Linked DNA regions of Mus musculus: region 2 is linked to region 1. Evidence: chromatin loops called from intact Hi-C (ENCODE). Cell type or tissue: heart. All regions are shown on one strand. Links, peaks and the distances in the headings refer to the core of each region. The heading gives the core; the rest is flanking DNA.

Evidence for each region. Peaks named below come from ENCODE experiments on the same cell type or tissue, not always from the same donor. Only the 100,000 strongest peaks of a DNase experiment are listed, where the experiment ranks them.
Region 2: it touches region 1 in a loop (4-fold over the local background); 1 of 42 quality-filtered maps calls a loop at or near these places.

Annotation. Positions count from the first base shown.
Region 1 is chr17:45,570,964-45,575,303 of GRCm38, reverse strand. It overlaps Hsp90ab1 (heat shock protein 90 alpha (cytosolic), class B member 1), which reads left to right and starts at 2,043. Exons shown (of 11, transcript NM_008302.3): 1 at 2,043-2,137; 2 at 3,393-3,539; 3 at 3,685-3,891; 4 at 4,127-4,286. The coding sequence starts at 3,393. Gm35399 (a long non-coding RNA gene) reads right to left here and starts at 1,989. Exons shown (of 2, transcript XR_385595.1): 1 at 1,908-1,989; 2 at 514-1,807. In heart, for the core only: a CTCF peak has its summit at 2,485; DNase peaks (open chromatin) are centred at 1,013, 1,393, 1,983 and 2,703; H3K4me3 peaks cover 3,810 bases; H3K27ac peaks cover 3,069 bases.
Region 2 is chr17:46,200,060-46,204,399 of GRCm38, reverse strand. Polh (polymerase (DNA directed), eta (RAD 30 related)) reads left to right here and starts at 1,759. Exons shown (of 11, transcript NM_030715.4): 1 at 1,759-2,003. Xpo5 (exportin 5) reads right to left here and starts at 1,589. Exons shown (of 32, transcript NM_028198.3): 1 at 1,375-1,589. The coding sequence starts at 1,479. In heart, for the core only: a CTCF peak has its summit at 1,800; a DNase peak (open chromatin) is centred at 1,679; H3K4me3 peaks cover 3,066 bases; H3K27ac peaks cover 2,069 bases.

The DNA of each region.
Region 1 (4,340 bases), core at 217-4,216:
GAGGTTCCTGGCCTGCTTCAGACTAGGGTTCCAGCAAGAGAGAGTACACTCCTGTCCCCATTCTACTTTCAGAACAGGAATGGCCCTGGGTTTAGTGACCCCATTATTCACAGAGACCTTCATTTTCCTGTCCATGAAATATACAGAGTAGCTTTCAACCATTCAGAGGCCAAGGAGAGGTAGTCAGTGCTGTTTGTGAACTAGGGAATCCAGGATTGGTGGGTCTTAGGGAAACACTACCCTGGAGCTAAATGTCCAGCCCAGGGATCAGCTAGGCTCCTTTTGCTGAGAGGGTTTGAGTGTTGAAGTTTCTGGTTTCAGATTAGGAATCAATGCAACACCCTAGGGCCTTCTGAGCAATCCTACCCAGTGTCTCCTCATATATTGATTTCTTTATGGGCTTCACACACACACACACACACACACACACACACACACACACACACACACAGAATTAAGGAGAGGCTAACAGACAGTGCAGGATGGGATGATAACAGACGAAGTAGACAGAGGCAAGGAGAAAGCAACTACTGTTTAACAATGAATGCACATTAGACAGACTGCAGGCAAGCACCGGGAACAAAGGTGTGGGCGGTGGTGTGGGGACACAAGCCAGCATGAGCTAAGATAGCAGAGCACTGAGTGCCCATCCTCTACTGGAGGGCTCATCAGTCCAACAAGCTTCCAGATGCAGCCTTGGAAAAAGGCAAGGCTAGATTGCCAGCTGAAGGACATGGCAGGCCACCTTTAGAACAGAGGCACTGGCACAACTTGGTTTTCTGGCTCCTGGAACTGGGCCAACCTGTGACCAGCACCTTCATGCGGATGCCTAGAACTCCAGCTTCTCTGAAAAGACTGGGACCTGCTCCTCTCTAGGTCCAAAGAGCTGCATGCAGTAGGGAAGAGGCTAGAGAAGCGAAACCAGCTTGAGAAACAGCTTGTGCTCACATAGGGAGGGCGCACGTACCCGCGCGCTGTGTACGTGGGAGACCGGGGAGGCTGAGGGGTGGGGAGTGTTCTACCCAGTAGCGCAAGCTGCTAGCTCGGTTCTCTGTTCACTAGAAGGTGTCCGCAGTCACTCACCCCCACAGCCCCCGTGCCCTGTGACCGATCCAGGTCAGCTATCCCTCCCTCTGCGCTCCACTCCCCCACTGTTATGTGGGCCTCTTAGGGCCACGCGTGGAGGGTCGTTCAACCCTGGCCCACGGTAGGCAGACTTGGGGAAAATTTCTTCCCAGGGTAAGATCAAGGTAGGGGAAAAAAAAAAAAAAAAAAAGCCACCCAGCCAAGCGGCGACGAAGACACTGCCCCCGCCGCAGCAGGGGAGGTGGAGCCTAGGGGGGAGGGGTGGAGACCGCCGAGACAGGCCTAGAAACTGCTGGAAGAAATCGCAGCACCACCGCTGCTGATCCTTCCGCCGCAGGCCGCCAAAGAGTCCCTACCAGCCCAGGCCCGTGCCCCTCCCCTCGGGGAAAGCGGCTCCCAGCCTGAAGCTGTGCTGTACCCGGGAGGGTGGGGATGGGGGAATCGGGGGCCTCCTTAAAGTTGGACAAGGAATTTATCATCCTTTTCTCTTGATGTGCGATTTGTAGGGAACATTCTAGTAAGATCGGGTCTGGAAATGGCAGCCGAGTTGGCCACCTCCATTCTCTTTCAGTCCCCTGAGTTCTGGACTCTTGGGGGGTGGGGGGGTGGAAGCGCCTACCTTGAGTTTTCTGAGGCAGTCCGTAGGGTATTCGCCCGCAGATACATCCCTAATTGCATATGCATGCTCCCTGCTCATCTTGAGGGGGGACATGTCCTACTCCTGCAGAAATGGGGGATGTGCAAAACGATATTGAATTGGCCTTGACTCAGGAACCAGGCCCGGGGTCCCGCTCCTCCCCGCCCCCTCCACGATCTGCTACCATGACGTCAAGGTGGGCGGGCGGCGGCAGGTGCGTGGCCCGCAGCCACTCCTTTAAGGCGGAGGGATCCAAGGGCGGGGCCCGGGCTGTGCTTCGCCTTATATAGGGCGGTCGGGGGCGTTCGGGAGCTCTCTTGAGTCACCCCCGCGCAGCCTAGGCTTGCCGTGCGAGTCGGACTTGGTCCGGGCCCACCACCCTGCTCTGTACTACTACTCGGCTTTCCCGTCAAGGTAAGGCCGGGGTCTCTCGTCCCCGGCGGCTCTCCGGGGGCTTCTTCCCGGGGTCCCAGCCTCCATCTCATCTGTCCCAAAGCCTCCTTCCCCGGCGGGGCAGCCTGTGGAGATAACGTGTCTAGAGGTTAGAGGTTCGGGCTGTACCCCGGCGGGCTTGCACGCGAGGCTCCCCGGGGCGGGTGGATTCCCCGGAGCGTGGGGTGGGGGTGCGGCCCGGCCAGGTGGTGGGCGGCCGCACGTGGTAGTCGCCGACCCGGGACGCTGCCATGTTTGCCCTCCACTTCCGGGCGCGGCTGCAGGGTCCGCGCGGTGGCGGGCTGCTCTGCGTGACTCAGCAAGGCCTGGGGAGGTTGGCCTGGCTGCCTCCCCCGGACGCCGCCGGTACCAACGTGCTTGATTTTGGGGAGGGGTGCACAGCAGGGACGCCGGAACCCACCGCGCTTTCCCTTTCCAGATCTTTCTGCCCTCCCAGTGGAGGGCGGGGGAGGAGAGACAGAGCAGGCACGAGAAGATTCCTAGGTCCCTCCCTTTCTCCTCCCCTCCCCGGAGCTCAGATTGTTCTGGAAGCCTGGGCGCCCCGCCCCAGTGCCCGGATGCTGGGGCGGTGGGAGGGTTTCAATGGCGCCCCCTCCCCGTGTGGCTCCTGCCGACGCATGTCCGGCAGTGACGAGGGTCGTTGGACGGCTGGGCCACCATTTTACTTGGGTTCCGGCCTATGCAAGTCTGCACAGTGAGTGGTCACGGTGGAGCTCTTGATTTCTTTGTCCTGATTTAATTGCCCCGTGAGCGCCTCCCAGACTACAGCTTCAAGGTTCTCTTGCCCTGCTGGGTGGAATAAAATAAAAATTAAAAAAGACTGCTTTTTCTGTTAAAGTTGTTCCTCACCCCAATGAGGAGATTGTAGTTAAGGGGTGTGAGTACCAGGGGTTGCTTGAGGTTCTTTTTTATGTATTGTTAACTTAGTCTGGATTTTTACCATATTGCCAGGTGTTCTGTTCAGAGTCAGTGAGCTATGCACTGAACATGCCAATGTTCAAGAGTTTGACTTTTGGGCATCTGTTCTGGAAAACCCATCTTTTAGGTTTTTTTCTGTCATTTTTGTCTTGGCCATTGTAGCTTAAATGTCCTTTTTTAAAGAAAATGGCTGCTCTTGTCTCTTTGGGTTGGATACTTTCCCAGACTAAAGAAGTTTGAGCTGGATATTAAAATGTGTGTCTATAATGGTCCTTAGTAGTAATTCTTTCATTCTTAGATGCCTGAGGAAGTGCACCATGGAGAGGAGGAGGTGGAGACCTTTGCCTTTCAGGCAGAAATTGCCCAGCTCATGTCCCTCATCATCAACACTTTCTATTCAAACAAGGAGATTTTCCTCCGCGAGTTGATCTCTAATGCTTCAGATGTGAGTATTCTGTTGTTGAATTTCTAAGGCTTCACGGAAGTGTGTGTGTGTGTGGGAGTGATTGAGAAGAACAGTTCAGTTGATGTTGAAGGGGGAGGGACTGTTTGGAAAAATAAAATAATCTGGCTTTTTGCGTTTACTACAGGCCCTGGACAAGATTCGATATGAGAGCCTGACGGACCCTTCTAAGTTGGACAGTGGGAAAGAGCTGAAAATTGACATCATCCCCAACCCTCAGGAGCGCACGCTGACTTTGGTGGACACAGGCATTGGCATGACCAAGGCTGACCTCATTAATAACCTGGGAACCATTGCTAAGTCTGGCACGAAGGCGTTCATGGAGGCTCTCCAGGTGTGTGGCCTTTCATCCACACCGTCCTCTAATTTGTTACTGCTTAAGTTAAAATTTGTCTGTCTAGGGTATTACATATTAGGACACTTATTAGAAAAAAAGTACAAGTGGTTGGTCAGGACAGCTTTGACCCCTAGATCTCTGGACATTGAACTGATTGTTACCTTGCGCAGCAGATGGTTATACTTGGCCAAGAACCATGTTGCTGATCCTCTTTACTTCAAACCCTTTGCAGGCTGGTGCAGACATCTCCATGATCGGGCAGTTTGGTGTCGGATTCTACTCGGCCTATCTAGTTGCAGAGAAAGTGGTTGTGATCACGAAGCACAATGATGATGAGCAGTATGCCTGGGAGTCGTCTGCGGGTGGCTCCTTCACCGTCCGGGCAGACCATGGTGAGGCAGCAGGCTACATTGTGGGGAAACCTTAGACGTTGTATTCTATAAAAG
Region 2 (4,340 bases), core at 167-4,166, 630 kb before region 1:
TGAATGTCTTTCTCTCTGCTGTTTTGAGAACCCAGAGCTCAGGATTTGCCTAGACGGGCTGGTGAGTCCACTCAGGGATTTATTTTATCAGTCTCTTCCTCCCCTCCACCTGGATTCCAGTCCTCAGCCATAAACAGGCACCAAAAGCTCCACCCTCTATGCCATCTCCCAGGGCTCTTCTGCTTACTTTGTCTGAGAGAGGAGGTCTTACTAAGTCACTCTGATAGCTGCCTGACTTTGTATCCCCTGCCTTAGTCTTCCCAGTAGCAGGGGTTACCTGCTGTCCTTTTAGCTGTATTTTTAAGATGCGAAAATCTAGATTAGTAATACTGACACTCTCCATTTAGATATTAGTCATGTTAATACTAAACTGGATCTAAGAGAGTACAAAAAAAAATGCTAGAGATATACCCATACAAGTTGAATGTCAACCCCTAGAATTAGCTTTCAAAACTAAGGGTGCCAGGAGGAGTCAGTGAACAAGCAAATCTGTGTATCATCTGAGTTTAGGTCACAGGCCTATTCGGGATCACTCTGGTGCTCTGTTTCTTTGCCTATGTAAAATTCTTCACAATCAAAGACAAAGCAAACAGAGTTGTTTGATTCCAAATCCTGTGCCACATACATCTATATGTTGGCGCTTACTCTAATAGAGAGAAGCTCTGTTGAAGGTATTAGCGTTCCCAAATAGCAAAAGCTGAACTAGACCCTGGCGCAGAGAGCACCCGGGACGCAAGAGAATTACTTCCAGGAAACCAAAGTGCCCCGGTGCAAATAAATGCAAAGCCGGTGGTAAAGCTCGTCTTCGCGCAAAAACAGCCGGAGACTATCTCACAGGTATAAACGAGGAAGGAGCGTCACAAATTAGCCCAGAGATGGCCAAGACTCGAAAGATAGAGGTATGTAAGGATGTAAGAAAATGGACACACGGGGATCTAGAATCAGCACAAGTCTGGAGTGATCAGCAGGGAAGAATGAAGGTGGCACTGGGGCAGGAATTTGCACGTGCGCTCCCGGAACGCCAGGGAATGTGGGGTTTGCCCCGGCGTCAGAGCCGGCACAGCCTGCGTGGGTGGAGACCGCGGTGTGATCTAGAGTGAAGAGAAGTGAGGAGTGGGCAAAAAAGCCACTGAGACATGGCGAGGAGATGTGCAACAGTTAGGGACCCTTGCGTGTGATGCAAAGGCAAGCGCGCAGGCAAGAAAAGACTCAAGTGGGAGGAGGTGAGGGCCGCGACCAGAAGCCACCCTCCCCACGGGCAGTGGGAAGATCAAAGGCCGCATAGGCAGGAGACAAACTGAGTTTGGAGAGGCCGTGAGGGAAGCCTGGGATAGGGTTCTCGGGGCAGGCCCAGGCCGCCAGGACCCCAGCTACCTTGAGGGCTTCCAGCCGGTAGCGCTGGGTAGAGCTGGGGTCCATCATGACCGTCACCGCTTTCACTAGCTCCTCGCACAGCGCGTTCACTTGCTCCATCTCCATGGCTAGAGCCGGGAACCCCACCGGCGTCCCGGGAGCACGAGGTTACGCACAGTTCCCCTGGCGGGACCACACGTTGATACCGGGCCGCGGCGGGCTGGGGGTGGGGAAACGGGAGGGAGGAGCGTGAGTCCCAGAAGTTGGAGCTGGGAAGAACCCAGCGCTGCGCATGCGCCGGAGCCGCCACGGCGCATGCGCGCGCGGAAGTGGCCGCTTCGGGTGACGGCCGCGCCTGGCGGGGCGGGGCTGGGGAACGGAAGTTCCGCGGTGCGCAGGCGCGTCAACCGTCCCTCGCGGCGCGCGCGGTGCTGAACTCCAAATTTCCTCTGGGCTTGCTGTGGGGCGTAAACCTGCAGGCTGGAAGGGCTGTTGGCTCGGCGGGAGCCTAGGGCTACCTACTCGGATCTGTGTTATCAGATTACACTCACTTGCTCCTGGGAAGGCGACGACGACATCTAGACGCTGTCATTGGACTCCGCCCGGAGCCCGCAGCTTCGCTCTTGGCAGTTTTGACAGGTGTCGCCTTGGTAAGGACATTAAAACACGGCTCGGGATCGCTATATCGGATGGCTTTTGAAGCCTTGGCTGTCGCTTTTACTTGGGGGTGACTGGGCCGAAATGAAAAGCATGCTTACTGGGAGAGAAGGCTCTAAGAGTGTCTCTAAGGAGAGTTTTCTTGTAGAAAGAGTTTTTCTTGTAATTTTTAAACCTTCCTCTTCACTGGTCCATATTTTCTCGTGCGTCTTACTACACGACCGACTCCCAAACGTGCTTTTGTACAGAATGGGATGAACTGAGATGTTGGAAAACGCATCCCAACTATACCTCTGGGAGGCTGAGGCAGGAGGATTGCTTCCAGTTTGAGGCCAGACTGAGCTGCAAAGTGAGACCCTGCCTCACGAAACAAAACCCATCCCAAATTTACGTAGTCTTTTACGTTTTGGCATTGTGCAGACTTTGCCAATACATAAAAGTACGAAAGGAACACATAAAAGACTTAAGGCTGTATCATCTCTTATCCTGCATATGTTTTAGGAGGTGTTTTTCCACTTAGTAAATTGTTGCCCTTAAATCACAGCTTCGCTTCCAGTTTTACCTCTGATATTTATATTGAATATGGTACTTATCCTGTATTGATTGCGACAATACATTTGCCACCTTCTAGCTTTATCTGTTCCAGTACTACAGAAAAGCCACGCCAGAGCACAAGGACGCCTGACTTAAGTGTAAAAGGTTTCTAAACGTACGATCATTTTGTTTTAGGTGAGGGGCGAGATTTGTAAGGTGTTAATGCTTTGAACATTCAGTATCTTCTTAATTATTTTCTTTACAGTAATTTTGCAGCTTTGTAGTAGTAGTTGCTTGGCACTGTTTTCAATGTGATTGTTTATTTGAAAAATAACTGTTTAAAGTTACAGTTGGGTGCTAGCTCACTCATCTGTATAACCTGTTTCTTGTATTTAAATCATGAATTTCCTGTGTTTCTGTAAAGTATTATTTGTGATAGGCCATTGGTATGCAAAGCTACTGCACATTGGAATTGTCTCGAGAGCCTTTAAGACTGTCTGCGTCATCTCAGCGTTTGGTGGGAGGAGCAAGCAGCTCGGGGCTCATCCTTGGATGCAGAGCAAGTTTTGAGGCCGATTTGGACTACATGGCATTCAGAACCATTCTTGAAAACAAAAAAAGAAATTGCACAAATAGAAAATCACTAAACATCACAAAGTAGTCCTCACAGGTCGGATCTATTCATAGTTGCATAGTTATTGAAAATTTGCAGAGAAACGGGATATTTACATAGTGTTAGATTATCTTCTTCATTTATGTGTGTCTGTGTTTTCTTCCTACTTTCTATGTAACCCAGTCTGGCCTTGAACTTCAAACCTTTTTGTCTTAGCCTCTTGAGTGCTAGAACTTAAGATCTGTGCCACCATGCTCCATAGCCAAATGTTTCTAAAAAGTATTTCAAGATTTGAAATTTGCTTTTTATGGTGGCACACACCTTTAGCCCCAGTACTCAGGAGGCAGTTTGGTCTACAGAGTGAGTTACAGGGTAGCTAGAGCTACTCAGGGAGACCCTGTCTCACCGACACCCCCAACTCTTCATGAATGCTATGATATTACATATATTTATTATCTTTCCAAATTCACAGAATAATTTGGAATTTCCAGATTCCAGGATGCCCTTCCTGGCATATGACCAATTTATGCCATTACATACGTAGACATGCACACAGAGACACTTGCTAAGGTTTAAAGTTGTGGACTTGAGAATGCTAGGAAAGAGCTCTAAAGTTGAGCAACACTCCCCAAATACTCCAAATTGTAACACCTGGAACTGTGTGAATAGATAACTTGTATCTTTTAGAGAATGATGGGAAGTGTCCAGGTGCTTTCATTGCATGCTTTTTTTTCCTGAATATTTTCACTCTGAGGTTGATTGATACAGAACATTTTCTTCTCTTTTCCCTAAATCTATGTTTGAGATCTGCCAATCAACTAGAATACTCCTTGGTCCTCTCCCCGTAGTGATGTACATTGTTGGTGTTTTGTTCTCTGGTTTTAATTTTCATTTCTCCGTGATGGATGATGCTAAGTCCATTGTTAGGCACTGTGGTAGTTTGGGTGAAAACAGACCCGTAGACTTGTATGTCTGAATACTTGGTCCTTAGTAGAACTGTTTGGAAAGAATTAGAAGAATGGCTTTGTTGGAAGAGCTGTTTTTAAGGTTTCAGAAACCCACCCCGAAGCCCAGTTTGCTCTCTCTGCCTTTGGATCAAGATATAAAGTTCTCAATGACTGCTCCAGTACCATGCCTGTCTTCCTGCCATGATGATCATGGACTAACCCTCTAGAACTGTAAG